2 separate regions of the Mus musculus genome follow, and region 1 is linked to region 2. Evidence: chromatin loops called from intact Hi-C (ENCODE). Cell type or tissue: gastrocnemius. All regions are shown on one strand. Each heading gives the region's core, and the rest is flanking DNA. Links, peaks and the distances in the headings are about the cores only. Region 1 has its middle 180 kb from the start of Gm25833. Region 2 has its middle 330 kb from the start of Gm25833.

Evidence for each region. Peaks named below come from ENCODE experiments on the same cell type or tissue, not always from the same donor. Only the 100,000 strongest peaks of a DNase experiment are listed, where the experiment ranks them.
Region 1: it touches region 2 in a loop (7-fold over the local background); 19 of 42 quality-filtered maps call a loop at or near these places.

The regions. Positions count from the first base shown.
Region 1 is chr6:68,348,430-68,356,772 of GRCm38, reverse strand. It overlaps Igk and the pseudogene Igkv2-105. Among named protein-coding and RNA genes, the nearest start is that of Gm25833, 180 kb to the left of the region's middle. In gastrocnemius, for the core only: no CTCF peak of the experiment used is centred there; no DNase peak of the experiment used is centred there.
Region 2 is chr6:68,193,663-68,202,005 of GRCm38, reverse strand. It overlaps Igk. Among named protein-coding and RNA genes, the nearest start is that of Gm25833, 330 kb to the left of the region's middle. In gastrocnemius, for the core only: no CTCF peak of the experiment used is centred there; no DNase peak of the experiment used is centred there.

The sequences.
Region 1 (8,343 bases), core at 64-8,063, 150 kb before region 2:
TATATCCAGAAGAAGCCCCAACTGGTAAGAAGGACACATGCTCCACTATGTTCATAGCAGCCTTATTTATAATAGCCAGAAACTGGAAAGAACCCAGATGCCCCTCAACAGAGGAATGGATACAGAAAATGTGGTACATCTACACAATGGAGTACTACTCAGCTATTAAAAAGAATGAATTTATGAAATTCCTAGCCAAATGGATGGACCTGGAGAGCATCATCCTGAGTGAGGTAACACATTCACAAAGGAACTCACACAATATGTACTCACTGATAAGTGGATATTAGCCCAAAACCTAGGATACCCAAGATATAAGATACAATTTCCTAAACACATGAAACTCAAGAAAAATTAAGACTGAAGTGTGGACACTATGCCCCCTCCTTAGAAGTGGGAACAAAACACCCATGGAAGGAGTTACAGAAACAAAGTTTGGAGCTGAGATGAAAGGATGGACCATATAGAGACTGCCATATCCAGGGATCCACCCCATAATCAGCATCCAAATGCTGACACCATTGCACACACTAGCAAGATTTTACTGAAAGGACCCAGATGTAGCTGTCTCTTGTGAGACTATGCAGGGGCCTAGCAAACACAGAAGTGGATGCTCACAGTCAGCTAATGGATGGATCACAGGGCTCCCAATGGAGGAGCTAGAGAAAGTACCCAAGGAGCTAAAGGGATCTTCAACCCTATAGGTGGAACAACATTATGAACTAACCAGTACCCCTGAGCTCTTGACTCTAGCTGCATATGTATCAAAAGATGGCCTAGTCGGCCATCACTGGAAAGAGAGGCCCATTGGACACGCAAACTTTATATGCCCCAGTACAGGGGAACGCCAGGGCCGAAAAGGGGGAGTGGGTGGGTAGGGGAGTGGGGGTGGGTGGGTATGGGGGACTTTTGGTATAGCATTGGAAATGTAAATGAGCTAAATACCTAATAAAAAATGGAAAAAAAAAATAAACTCTGTAGACTAATAAAAAAATTACAAAACTAAAAAAAAAAAAAAAAAAAAAAAAAGAACTCACTCATTCTGGATGAATAATAATCTTCAACCTTACTTGCATAATGAAAGAAAAAGCTTCTAGCTTTCTCTTGGAAAATAAAATAATCCAACCAAACAAAAACAAAAACCAAAAACCAAAAGTCTATAAGGAAAAAGCTTTGCCCATCCCCCTATATAAGAACCTTGCTGTTAAAAAAGCCTGTCCCATAGTAAAGAGAACCTGCTCCTCTCTGTGCTCTGCCTGGTCCACTCTCTTCTTTGGCTCTCATCTGCCTAGCTTGTCATCTCTGTAAAGCTTCTATTTTGCTTCTACTGTCCTTCTCCCTATTCTTATTCTGCTCTACATTAATGTTATCATTGCTAGTTGTAGTACTTTCATAAATTGAATAAGTAGTTTACAACAGGGATGTTTAAATGTGTTTTTATTAAGACTAGTTATCTAATTAGCATTCTTTATCTGCCTTGAATGCCACCTGTTCACAGTGAGTCTAAAACTATAATAAATATATCTATGTTAACACTGAAGATTTTTATAGATGAACCTAGTCAATATTTTGTCTTCTGTCCTTGCACCGCTAATAAATCATTCAGACTCTTTTATGGCCTTAAAGGTTTCATGGCCTAAAGGAATGTACTCTGGGCTTTCTATTTTAGCACAGTTAACTAGTAGCAGTTGAAGAATTGCAAACACCCAGTTTCATCTTTCATATTTCACAAAGCTTCAATTTTAGCCTTTATTATAAAGGGCTCAACAATTACTAAATTTAGGAATTCTTATGGAACCAACTTTACAAATTAAGAAGTCATCTATTTTCCTGTAAAGCACCACTCCAAGACAGTACATTTTATTAGATCTTTAGAAAATATTACCAATTAGGTGAACTAATTATTAAAAACTGTTAATTTAATAATTACAGAAAAAGAATATCAATAGCAAGGATCAATCCTGAAAGGTTGGCCCTCTGTTCTTGAGTCAAAGTGCTCATTCATTGTAGTTCCTTGGTGAATTATCTCAGGAAGTTCACCTAGTAGGCTTAGTTTTTCCATGATGGCTCCTGATATTTATGTTTAAGAGATTTATCAATTTTTATTTCAGATGTATTAACATTTGCCTATATGAATATATGTAGACCCACACACTCTAATACCTCTGGAGGTCACAGGCAACAGGTATGTTGGATTGCTTGGAAGTACAGTTACAGATGGTTATGAGCAACCATGTGGGTGTTTGAAAAAAAATATATGTACTCTGCAAAGGGATGAGTGTTCTTGATCATTAATCCATCTCTCTTGCTCATGTTTTTGTTTGTTTGTTTGTTTGTTTGTTTGTTTGGGTTTTTTGTTTGTTTGGTTGGTTGGTTTGGTTTGTTGAGACAGGCCCAGGCTGTCTTGGAACTCAATTTGGCGACCAGGCTGGCGTCGAACTCAAAAATCCATCTGCCTCTGCCTCCCAAGTCCTGAGATTAAAGACGTGCTCCACCAATACCAGGCTCCTGTTTGTTTGTTTTTATGTAATGCTTATTTATTTTTGAGCTTTCTCACACCAAGTCAGATCCTAGTCTTGAGATCCATCCTCCTAATAAGCTTCATTCCTTAGGGCTGATAATGTGGCAGCATCTTTAACAAATTAAAACCCAGGCCACCATTTCTGAAATTTTAGAAATAGTGAGGCATGAGGCATGTACACGCACACACACACACACACACACACACACACACACACACACACACACACATATATATATATGTATACATACAGTGACACAGAATATATTATGGACATCAATTCAGGGATTGATTGAACACAGGGAATTCATATCTCAATAATAATATGTGAGAGCTGTGTGGTATATGATGCTTTAAGATAAGATTTCTCATAAGGCTTAGAATTTAAACACTTGATTTCAGCGTTTTGCATATCCTTTGCTCCCATCATGCCTCCCTCACCCCCAAAAAGGGACACAGACAAGGAGGGTCTTTTTACACTTAGCTTTTCCCTATAAATAAAGAATTGGGACACAAAGGTACAAAGGGCTCCAGACCAGGTATTTCATTGATATAAAGTGAGAAATATAACCTTTTGATACTTTAAGATTGTATGAAGATATATTGCTTTAATAAGTCTTACAGGATACTCATATTCTGTCTAACATGGGCTGCACAGGAATTTTTGGGCTGAAATCCTGGTTTGACAAGCTGCCTCTTATCAGCAGGTATAGAAAGGAATGGAGAAGGAAAGGAAAGGAAAGGAATGGAGAAGGAAAGGGAAGGAAAGGAATGGAGAAGGAAAGGGAAGGGAAGGGAAGGGAAGGGAAGGGAAGGGAAGGGAAGGGAAGGGAAGGGAAGGGAAGGGAAGGGAAGGGAAGGGAAGGGAAGGGAAGGGAAGGGAAGGGAAGGGAAGGGAAGGGAAGGGAAGGGAAGGGAAGGGAAGGAAAGGGAAGGAAAGGGATGGGAAGGGAAGGGAAGGGAAGGAAAGGGAAGGAAAGGAAAGGAAAGGAAAAAAGGAAAAGGAAAAGGAAAAGGAAAAGAAAAGGAAAGGAAAGGAAAGGAAAGGAAAGGAAAGGAAAGGAAAGGAAAAAGAAAAGGAGAGGAAAGGAAAAAGGAAAGGAGAGGAAAGGAAAAAGGAAAGAAAAGGAAAATAGAAGTATAAATCAATTGTTTTAAATATCGTATGATAAAGTCTGCAGGAGACTCATATTCTGTCAAACAGGGGCTCCATGGAAATTTTGAGTTTAAATTCTGACATGGAAAATTAGAAAGGCCTAAATAGGCTAAAATGTGTGTGATTTTGACTGTGGTTGTTTTATTGTTCCTCTGGGACAGACAGCAAGCTACAGGTTTTCCTGGTTGCCAGCTGAAGGATATGCCGATTTGGGGAAAAGCTTTTGTCTTTGTGTTTTTGGAAAAGGTGATTAAGGTATTTACATTTTCCAGAGTTATATGAATCAGATTTAATAGAGGGAGACCCCCTGAAGAACTAGGTTACAGAGAACCAAACAAAAAGGTTATCTTAATGATACTAAAATTTTGTTTTGAGATTTATATAGTGTATAATATACAGCCTTGGTGAATTTCATCATCAGACATTATGACCTCTCCTGCCTGAATTCTTTATGTCCAGATCCAGGAAGTACACTGACATTGGAGACTAATACAATCATTGTTGTGGTCTTCTTAAGGCAACCAACTCCCGCATTTTCCCTACCCTTTCTGCTCTCTTCAAAAATACATCAACATCCATATTCAGCTTGTAGAAGTTATGAATAATCTTTGTCCTAGTTCCCTAAGCTTTGGGGCTGGGGGTGGATATTATAGGTTGTCTTTGATATTAAAAATTTTGAAGTACAAGGTTTAGACCCAGTCCTTCTATTGCTGTTATAAAGGAATCTGAGATGTTTAACCCTATAAGTGAAAGGCCAAATAAGAAATCCATCGCTCAAGCTGGGCGTGGTGGCACACACCTTTATCCCAGCACTTGGGAGGCAGAGGCAGGCAGATTTCTGAGTTCGAGGTCAGCCTGGTCTACAAAGTGAGTTCCAGAACAGCCAGGGCTATACAGAGAAACCCTGTCTCGAAAAACCAAAAAAAAAAAAAAAAAAAAAAGAAATCCATGGCTCTAAGTTTATTGTTAGGGTGTTTTGAGTTCTTTTAATCGGAAATGGCTGAGAGTAGGTAACAAAGAACAGTCCAGATTACTTGACTCAGATAGTTGTTTTTCAAAAACGTCAGAAATCCACATATTACCTTTAATGTTATTTATTCACTTGTTGTTGAGACGTGTTGGGAGCTATTAAGACAACACAATTGTCCTGATCTCTGAATTGGGCCTCTCCCCCTGAGAAGAAAAGGGGTTCAAAAGCGGGCCACCAACGAAGCACTGCTCCGAGAACAACCACACATTGTTCCAGCCCTAAGTCAGGGCTGGATGTCCTGACCACAAGATGTACCCTGATACCACCAAGTTCCTGCTTCCCTGTGTAGTTGCCCAAAGAAAAATTTCTGCTGCCCCATCCCTCCTGCTGAGAAGTACTTCCCCTTTTGCTTGTGCATTTAAGCCTTGAGCATTGCTGAATACAGTGAGACCTTGAGGCTAATCAGACTGCTTCCCTGTGTCATTCATTGCACTTGGTTCTTGTCTCTCCCTCCCCCCATTTGGTTCTTAGGAGAAGGTCCCATCGAGACCCTAATACCATTAGGCATTAGAAATGTAAGTAGCATAAGTGAGAAACTAATTCTTTCACTATAACTTCTTGTTCTCTAATACCATGTCAATACACCTTCAGGCTCTTCTGTTGCCCAGATGGAGAGGAATGTTAGTCACCTTCCTGCTGCTTCCCATCCTCTCCCATCACATGATTCACAAGAGAACATGGGATAGTCTCTAAGTTACAATGTGTTTCAGTCATAAAAGAGTCATAAAATATTTTACGAAGCTTTAAGTTCTCAGTTTATTTGCTTTTCATGTGCATGGGATAGGGGATACCTTATAACTATGTGTATGCACATATTTGGTGTGTACATAGGTGAACATATAGTTGTCATATGTCAACCTTAAGAGCCTATGCTCAGAAGCACTTTACCTTATTTTAGCTTGGGACTCTATTCTTATCATTTACTGTATGACATATCTTTAACCAATGATAATCATTAGCCATATCACTATACCAACCAAGATGTGAATTAGGAGGATTGTCCTGAAGCACAGACACTACACCGAGCTCTGGAGTGAGCCATGTCTCTCAAAAACACAATAACTAGGATTTTCCAGACTTACATAGGTTATGGTGCTTCCATAACTTACCACTTTGCCAAACAAGCAAAAGGATATTACCAAAAATGGCAGATAAAAAAAAAAAAAAAACAAACAAAAAAAAAAACTTGTGCTACATTTTAAAACCAAATATGCAAAAGAATTAACAAAATTCCATCAACTGATCTCTCTGTATTTGACATTTTAAAACAAGCTTCCACTAATCTCAAAACTCAGACAGTAATTTGAAGCTTGAACAATGCTTCTCCCACCTTGCGGCACCTGACTTTCTGATGAATCAATGTATTTTAAACTTGCCTTTATATATGGGTTTCTCCATCCTCTGAACCATTAAACTTGTTGAAACTGCTTCCACATTGGAAGGTAGAATTTAGGATGACCCAAGTCTGTGTTTCTGAGCAGATGTTTTTTGCTTGATTATTTGCTTGTTTTTATTTATTTCCTGGCATGAATATAACAGTATCACAGCTTGAACAAGTGTTGCTCTCTTGCCACAGGAAGAAAAAAAGGATTTGTAGTCTCTGCTCACTTTAAGATCATTGGTCTCCCCAGTTTTTGGAATGATAATCTGTTGGTACGAGGGACTCTTTTCATTGATGTTGCCTTTAATCATTCAAGTTCTGTTCAATAATCCATAAATCCAATGTTCTCTCTCTATCCAAGGCTTGTGTTTAATTTCTGTTACTCACTTTTGTAATTCTGAAATTATCCATTCTTATTTTCCATGCCATGATGAGTCCTGTGAGAGTACTTTGACATGTAGCTAATTTTTGGTGTACATTTATATTTACCAAGCTAAATAACAAGACATAAACACACAAAAAAATGAGTAGTGACCCTAGGCAATGTCCAGGAATGTAGGAGTACCTCTCTTTTCCAATACAGGAAAGGACCTGCTTTAAGAGAAATTGGAAGTGATGGGAGACAGAAACATCTTAACAACATCAAACATTCCCCTGATGCATGTGTGTTGACAACTTAAGTTCCCAAAAGGAAAAAAAAAATAACTCCAAATAAAAAAAGACTTAAAATGACTTTAAGTGACACGGAAGAGGCAATACTCTGTTATGTTATTATGGGAATAATTTTCTGAGGAAAATCATCTATTCCTGCTTGCGAATTCTACAGGAAAGCGATAGTATTGCTATTCAGTGTTTTCTTTTCATTCCATTTTGACATTACTTCCTTAGCGTGTTACTTACATTATACTAAAAATCTCACAGCAGACAGGTGGTACCTATGTTGAAGAATACCACCTCAAGTGACACCCCTATAGAGACTTAGCTATAAACTATTCTGAGTTCTTGAGTGCTCTCTCCTCCTCCTCCTCCCCCTCCCCCTCCTCCTCCTCCTCCTTCCCTTCCCCCTCCTCCTCCTTTTCTTCCTCCTCCTCATCCCTGTCCCCTCCAGCTCCTCCTCCTCCTCCTCCTCCACCACCACCTTCTATTCAAGTACACAAAATTTCTTCTCAAGAAAGACAATCAAAAAATGTAGTAGTTGAGTGCTGCCATCTAGGTGGATTTTGTTCAGAGCTGTATCACTGTGGAATATACTCTACAACTTGCTAACAGTAATGCACACCCACATCTTCAACCTCCACTTTACTGATTTTTCAGTGTGAAATCTGTTCCTGACCCACTGTCAGTAAACTTGTCTGAGACTCCTGACGCACAGGTTGGCATCAAATGGATCAGGAGCCAAGTAGGGTGTCCGGGCCTTTGAAGAAACCAATCCAAGTATGCCTTCCCATCCTTAAGTAGGAGACTCTTAACTAGACCTGCAAGAGATGGAAGCTGACTCTACAGAAGTGAAAGGATTGGACAGTGCACCCTGAGTCATCACAATAACTTTACTGATTCCTGAGATGAGAGAAATGAAAAGGGATACACACACCCACACACTCACACACACACACACACACACACACACACACACACACACACACAAAATGGTATTTTCAAATGATTATTCTTTCCTTTATTATTTCCTACTTATTATATTTATGATATTTTCATATTTCAAAAATGCTCAACATAAAATAACCATGTAAATAGAGTATGGAAGTCATCTAGGAGTCATCTGGACCATTAGCTTTGGTAGTTATAAGAGTAGTCACAAAAGCATAGGTTCAACCTTGAAAACTTACAGACATATAACTAGCATGCAAAACTGATAATCTCAGACATAAACAGAATCTGAATCTGCATCTGGATTAGCAGGACCCCAGAAGTCTCCATCGCCCACATTCTCCTTCTTTATCTTTGTTTCTTTACTTACCAGGAATCCAGAGCACAAGCATCCTCAGGAGCTGAAGAGAGTAAATCATTTTGAGAACTTCATATGAAGAATCCTGAATATTCAAGGTAGAAAGATAGGCTAGCCTTTGTTTTGGACTTGCAAGGAGAGGTGGACCCTAGGGAGCATTATGTAAATCCATTGTTTAGTACAGCTGTGTAAAAAGTACCAAGGGTATGTAGAAGCCCATTCCTATGTGTGGGGTAACATAAAGTGTCTCCTTTGTTTTTGCTTATAGGGTAGATGGACTCCCCTGAAAATG
Region 2 (8,343 bases), core at 131-8,130:
GAAACATAAATATACATTTTGTAGTACCAATCACAAATCTATCATTGTGCCTCATGCTGATATTTAGGAGGGGCTTGGACTTCTGATCCTCCTGAGCCGAAGTTTTCTGTTATAAATGGGAGTATCCTTGAGAAGCCGGTCTGCTCTCTCTGAAGATATTGAATTTTCTGGGTCGTCAGCTCTCAAAGTCTCTGTCAAATAAATGTGCTCAGGGCAGTTTAATAGTAGTGGGCAAATGCATGAAAACATTGTGGAGGCTTGGTAGATCAAGAGACTGGGTGCCTCTTTCTATTATTCTCATTGTTATAGTAGGTCTCAGGACTAAGCATGGCTACCTTGACTAGATAAATGTGTGATTGTACTACCCCCTGCTGGAGAGATGGGTAATGTTTCACAGATACTATATTGCAATGGGGATACATCAAGTAAAATAATTTAATTCATCATTATTATGAGCCAAAACGTCATTGGACAAATATATTATATCAAACAACCTAAGCTGAAAGGGTCTCAGAAAATTACATTCATATAAAGTGGGACAGGATCATCTAATATAAAGGTATTTAATAAAATACTGTTGAACATCTCTTGAACTTCATTATATGTGCTATATTACAATTTAATGTTGCTTTGAGGTGGAGATTGTTGCCACTACTCAGTGGCAAGGATGCATTTACAATTATAAATTGTAAATTGATTTCTATTGACCATACCAACTTTCAGAAAATAATAAAGAAAAATTCATTTGAACCAATTAAAATCATATCATAGGGAATTGACAACCGAGTATAAATGTTTACAAATAATTGTGTGTCCACAAAACACTAAATCTGAAAGGTTAAAATATTTTCCTATTTCATACTATGAGAAATAGGACTAGCTATGAGTAAAAGTGCAGCGCCAAGAAAAATCTCTATAAATCCTTGCAATTTCTATGTCTATTGGAAATGTCAGGTTTTTGTTTCTTGCCAAACTTCATTAAAAGGCAAAAATCAATGAACACTGGGAAAATATATCATTCAAATAAAAATTTAAGATTTAAGTCAATTAGCATAAAATAAAATGACTTTATGATTATTTATATTGTTATTAAGTCAGATTATGTCATACTAAACATACCCTTGAAGTATAGGACTTTGTCTGCTGTATTACTTTGAGTCATCCAAATATAAAGCTTGTTTTGAAAATAGCATAAAATTGTGTAAATATCCTATGAGATTAAGGACAATGTAAGGTGGAATAAAAAATGGATTTCATGTCCTTTTGGTCTATATGTTTCCAAACTAGAATTGCAGTTTAAACTGTTTCTGAATTATTCCAGCTGAGTGAGGTGAGGGGCCCTGTATGCTTGCACCTGAAACCGCATCTGCACATGACAATTTCAGTCAAAATGTACTGATCTTCCTGTCCCAGTACAATCATGTTTGAGTTTCATATATTACCGGAAACACTAATCTAAACATAGTAGTCAAGCATTAGTGAAATGCTAAAGTTAGCAGTCTTCTTCATAGTGTACTTGATACATACATGAGTGCACAGCTTGTTTTCTCTTCTTTCTTTCTTTCTTTCTTTCTTTCTTTCTTTCTTTCTTTCTTTCTTTCTTTCCTTCTTCTTCTTCTTCTTCTTCTTCTTCTTCTTCTTCTTCTTCTTCTTCTTCTTCCTCTTCTTCTTCTGTTGATTTTGTTTGTTTGTTTTGTTGTTGTAGTTGTTCCTTATACCTTCCCTCTGCCCTGCTGCCCTACCCACCCACTCTTGCTTCTTGGCCCTGACATTCCCCTGTATTGGGGCATGTAAAGTATGCAACACCAAGGGGCCTCTCTTCCCAGTGATGGCCGACTAGGTCATCTTCTGCTACATATGCAGCTAGAGATACAAGCTCTGGAGGTAATGGTTAGTTCATATTGTTGTTCCACCTATAGGGTTGCAGACCCCTTCATCTCCTTGTGTGCTTTCTCTAGCTTCTCCATTGGGGGCCCTGTGTTCCATCTTATAGATGACTGTGAGCATCCACTTCTGTATTTGCCAGGCACTGGCATAGCCTCATACAAGACAGCTATAACAGGGTCCCTTCAGCAAAATCTTTATGGCATTGTGCAATAGCATCTGAGTTTGGTGGCTGATTATAGGATGGATCTCCGGGTGGGCTAGTCTCTGGATAGTCCATCCTTTCATCTTACCTCCAAACTTTGTCTCTGTAACTCCTAACGTGGGTACTTTATTCCCTGTTTTAAGGAGGAATGATGTATCCACCCTTTGGTCTTCCCTCTTCTTGATTTTCTTGTGTTTTGTAAATTGTATCTTGAGAGTTCTGTTTTTGGACTTATATCGACTTATCAGTGAGTGCATATCTAATGACTTCTTTTGTGATTGGTTTACATCACTAAGGATGATATCCTCCAGGTACCTCCATTTGTCCAAGATATTCATAAATACAGTGTTTTTAATTGCTGAGTAGTACTCCATTGTGCAAATGTACCACAATTTCTGTATCCATTCCTCTGTTGAGGGACATCTGGGCTCTTTCCAGCTTCTGGCTATTATAAATAAGGCTGCTATGAACATAATGGAGCAGGTGTTCTTATTGCCAGTTGGAACTTCTTCAGGGTATATGCCTAGGAGTGGTATTGCTGGATCTTTCAGTAGTATTATGTCCAAATTTCTGAGGAACCTCCAGACTGACTCCTGAAAGCAATCTACAGATTCAATGCAATCCCCATCAAAATTCCAACTCAATTCTTCACTGAGATAGAAAGCACAATTTGCAAATTCAACTGGAAATATAAAAAACCTAGGATAGCAAAAAACTATTCTCAACAATAAAAGAACCTCTGGTGGAATCACCATGCCTGACATTAAGCTGTACTACGGAGCAATTGTGATTAAAAACTGCATGGTACTGGTACAATGACAGGCAAGTAAATCAATGGAATAGAATTGAAGACCCAGAAATGAATCCACACAGCTATGGTCACTTAATCTTTTAAAAGGGAGCTGGCAATTTGTGGTATTATGAGACATATGGCACCCTGAATTGAGCCCACCCAAACTTGAAAAACAACTAGCTGTGCCAAGCCTGTAATATTTGCATATACCTAGTGTAGAGAAAGTCTCTTAAGCAACACTTGTCAATTAAGTAAGTCTATGTCCAATGTCCTGAGGCAAGAAATAGGAGGTAGGATACTGGCAGGAAGAGAGGATTCTGGGAAATAATGAAAGACTACAAGAGAGATTCAAGACAGAAGCTGGGGGGGTGATGATTAGAAAGACACTAAGGATGAAGCTGGTCAAGACTAAAGGGGGAACTGACAAAATTGTAGATATAGACTAGTTTAAATTGGTAAATGAGTTATGAGCTAGTCTAAGAATGAGCCAAAGCGTATGGCCTAGATTGTTATTAAAACATAATTATTCTCAAAATCATCATTGGGGCAGCAGAGGCTGGAAGAAACTGGGTCTTAAAATTCATACAGAAAAGCAATTCCTTTGAAAATAATAAAGGTTTGTCGCCAAAGAAAATATTTTCTTTGTTAAAAAAGAAAAACACAATAACAGAGGGCATTTGAATCTCACATAATTTTGTTTCAATTATCAGCATACAAATAATTATATTTTTGGTAATCACTGCAATTTTTTAATTCCTTTATAAGGGAGATGAGAAAAATGCATACTTAGATAAGATGAGAGCTGGAAAAACCTATTCTAAGGTACAAACAATAGAAAAACTTAGACATTCCTTTGAATCATAACTGATTTTTAGGTTCTATCTAAAGCCTACCCTGCCACCTAGTGATGAGACTGAAAAATGGCAGTTTAAATAAAAAATAAAAACAAACAAACAAACAAACAAACAAAAAACCCAACCAAACAACAACTAAACACAAACAAAAAAACTAAAGTGATGTTTTCCAGCTATATTAAGGGATTTTGCTCCAAATGAAGAAAATTCACAAGGTTATCAAAAATTTATGTGTCCCCCAGAGGCACTAGAATTAAAGATATTTAAAGAAGCATCAACAAGCTATGGTTTACATTCACCCTATGTGGGACCAATACTTAATAACTGGAGATAAAAAAAAACAAAAACAAAATTATATATACCAAAAGATTGAGGAGATTTGATGACAAGCAACCTAGAAACTGTCCTCAGCTACAATGGCTAACATGGGAGAAATGAAGCTTTAGTTATGGAGATGTGGAAAAGACTAGCAACACTGATATTATGAAATAGCCTTAGTAGGTTAAGATCAGTATTCTAATTTTATTATTTTATTTTATTTTTAATTTATTTTTTGGCTTTTTTTGTAACAGAATTTCTCTGTATAACCCTGGTTGTCCTGGGACTCACTTTTTAGACTAGGCTGGCCTCAAACTCAGAAATCTGCCTGCCTCTAAATCCCAAGTGCTGGGATTAAAGGTGTGCACCCCCCATTACCCGGTTATTCTAAATTATGTGTACAAATTATGTACCAGGAGCTTTGCCCTGTGCTGAGTCCTCTCTAGAAAGGCAGCTAATTGAGGGTGGAGTGTTGGTAAAGGTGAGACTTGGTCTTTCAAGAGTATAGGTTGCTTATTGCTATATAATATATATTCTCCTTGATTCATTTTTCAGGTTCCAGAAGTCAATGGCTTCAGAAGATTAACACCCTATTATTAAATGCCATGGGATTAAGAAAAGAAATTTCCCTGTGGGTCTTTGGTGCCTCAGGCCCCACAGGGGAAATGGAGATTTCACTAACTCCTTGTCAGGTATTAAATTTACTCTTGCAGAATGAAGCATAGAAACACACATGCACTCGTACTCCCTATACTCTTGATGGGCCCAACTACTTATCTCATACTTACATACTTACACATCCATACCATACTCACATATGCATATAGAGCAAAAGCCCAAATGCCAGCCTTGAAAGAACTCACTCATTCTGGATGAATAATAATCTTCAACCTTATTTGCATAATGAAAGAAAAGCTTCTAGCTTTCTCTTGGAAAATGAAAAAAAAAAAAAACAACCAAACAAAAACAAAAAACAAAAACCTAAAGTCTATAAGGAAAAAGCTTTGCTCATCCCCCTATATAAGAACCTTGCTGTTAAAAAAGCCTGTCCCATAGTAAAGAGAACCTGCTTCCTCTATGTGCTCTGCCTGGTCCACTCTCTTCTTTGGCTCTCATCTGCCTAGCTTGTCATCTCTGTAAAGCTTCTATTTTGCTTCTACTGTCCTTCTCCCTAGTCTTATTCTGCTCTACATTAATGTTATCATTGCTAGTTGTAGTACTTTCATAAATTGAATAAGTAGTTTACAACAGGGATGCTTATTTGTGTTTTATTTTTAAGACTTGTTATCTAATTAGCATTCTTTATCTGCCTTGAACGCCACCTCTTCACTGTGAGTCTGAAACTATTTTACACATATCTATGTTATCACTGAAGATTTGTATAGATGAACCTAGTCAATATTTTGTCTTCTGTCCTTGCACCTATAATAAATCAGTCAGACCATTTTATGGCCTTAATGGTTTCATGGCCTAACGGAATGTACTCTGAGTTTTCTATTTTAGCACAGTTAACTAGTAGCAGTTGAAGAATTGCAAATGCCAAGTTTCAGCTTTCATATTGCACAAAGCTCTAATTTTAGCCTTTATTATAAAGAGCTCAACAATTACTAAATTTAGGAATTCTTATAAAACCATCTTTACAAATTAAGAAGTCATCTATTTTCCTATATAGCACTACTCCTAGACATTACATTTTCTTAGATCTTCAGAAAATATTACCAATTAGGTGAACTAATTATCACAAACTGTTAATTTAATAATTACAGAAAAAGAATATCAATAGCAAGGATCAATCCTGAAAGGCTGGCCCTCTGGCCTTGAGTCAAAGTGCTCATTCATTTTAGTTCCTTGGTGAATTATCTCAGGAAGTTCACCTAGTAGGCTTAGTTTTTCCGTGATGGCTCCTGATAATTATGATTAAGAGATTTATCAATTTTTATTTCAGATGTATTAACATTTCCCTATGTGAATATATGTAGACCCCACACACTCTAATACCTCTGGAGGTCACAGGCAACAGGTATGTTGGATTGCTTGGAACTACAGTTACAGATGGTTATGAGCAACCATGTGAGTGTTTGAAAAAATATTTATGTTCTCTGCAAAGGGATGAGTGTCCTTGATCATTAAACCATCTCTCTTGCTCATATTTTTGTTTGGTTGGTTGTTTGGGTTTTTGTGTTTGTTTGTTTGTTTTGCTTTGTTTTCTTGAGACAGCCCCAGGCTGCCCTGGAACTTACTTTGTAGACCACGCTGGCCTCGAATTCAGAAATCCATCTGCCTCTGCCTCCCAAGGGCTGGGATAAAGACATGTGCCACAAACGTCTCGCTCCTGTTTGTTTGTTTGTTTGTTTGTTTGTTTGTTTTTATGTAATGTTTATTCTTTTGAGCTTTCTCACACCAAGTCAGATCCTAGTCTTGAGATCCATCCTCCTAATAAGCTTCCTACCTTAGGGCTGATAACGTGGCAGCATCTTTAACAAATTAAGACCCATGCCACCAGTTCTGAAATTTTAGAAATAGTGAGACATGTACATGTATATATGTATGTATATGTATACACACAGCAACACAGAATGTATTATAGACATCAAATCATGGATTGATTGAACACAGGGAATTCATATCTCAATAACAATACGTGAGAGCTGTGTGGTATATGATGCTTTAAGATGAGATTTCTCATAAGGCTTAGAATTTAAACACTTGATTTCAGCGTTTTGCGTATCCTTTGCTTCCATCATACCTCCCACAGCCCCAAAGAGGGACACAGACAACGAGGGTCTTTTCCCTATAAATAAAGAATTGGGACACAAAGGTACAAAGAGCTCCAGACCAGGTAATTCATTGATATAAAGTGAGAAATATAACCTGTTGATACTTTAAGATTGTATAGACATATTGCATTAATACGTCTTACAGGATACTCATGTTCTGTCTAACATGGGCTATACAGGAAGTTTTGGGTTTAAATCCTGGTTTGACAAGCTGCCTCTTATAAGCAGTTATAGAAAGGAAAGGAATGGAAAAAGGAAAGGAAAGGAAAGGAAAGGAATGGAAAAAGGAAAGGAAAGGAAAGGAAAGGAAAGGAAAGGAAAGGAAAGGAAAGGAAAGGAAAGGAAAAAGGAAAGAAATGGAAAGGAAAGGAAAGGAAAGGAAAGGAAAGGAAAGGAAAGGAAAGGAAAGGAAAGGAAAGGAAACTGTGGGACGCCACATGTGCCGATGCTGAGTGGCACTGACTACTGCTGGCCACCACGCATAAGATTGGACAAACAACCAATGTGTACATATGCAGTAAAGTTTTTTGCAAAAACACTGCCTGGCCTAGGCATGATAATGAGGTTCTGTAAGGTACTGAGAGTATAACCAATCGGATGTGAGACATGCAAATGAGGTATGATAATGAGGCTCTGTGAGGTACTGAGAGAGAGTAGCCAATCAAATGAGGAACATGCAAATGAGGCTTAGTGCATAACCAATCCGGGTGTGAGACACGCCTCTCCTAGGCCTATAAAAGCAGCACCAGTTCTGGGCTCGAGGTCTTTTTGCCTCTGCAATCAAGCTCTCCCAATAAACGTGTGCAGAAGGATCCTGTTGCAGTGTCATTCTTGCTGGTCGAGTCCGGTGCGCGCAAGAAGTGGTGCCGAAATCCGGGAAAAGAAACATCTTCAGGAATGAGAGAAGACCCCCTGCTACAGGGAGGATTCAGAACTGCATCGCGGGGAAGGAGCGGTTAATAAAGGTTCCCGTAAAACAGACTGCTGAGAGGGATCCAGCATGGATTCAGAACTCTTCAGCTGGGGAGCGGTGTTAATAAAGGTTCCTGCAAAACAGACTGCTGAGAAGGATTCAACTGCGTGGATTCAGAACTCTTCAGCTGAGGAACGGTGGTACCGGTAAGTATAAAGAAATTAAGGTAAGTCTCTGAGAGGTATGCTTTCTTACGCAGTGGGTCTGGTAATTGTTGCTGGGTTTGTGTGGGACCAGCTGTTAAGGAAGGGCAGCGACTTTGTAGGAGTACCAGGAAGGCATATCAGAAACAGAGAGAAAGGAAAAAGAAGATGCGCGCAGAAAAATAAGTAACTTAAGAAATATAAAAAGAGAAAGAGGAAGCTAAAATATAAAGATACAAAGGATAATATAAAATGTAAAGATACAAAGGATAATATAAAGATATAAAGGATAATATAAAAAATGAAGAACAAAAAATTGAGTCAATTTACCCTCCTCTGGAGGACTTTGACTAAAGAGGCAGCCTTCATCAAAGGCTTAAAGATAGCTCTCAGGGA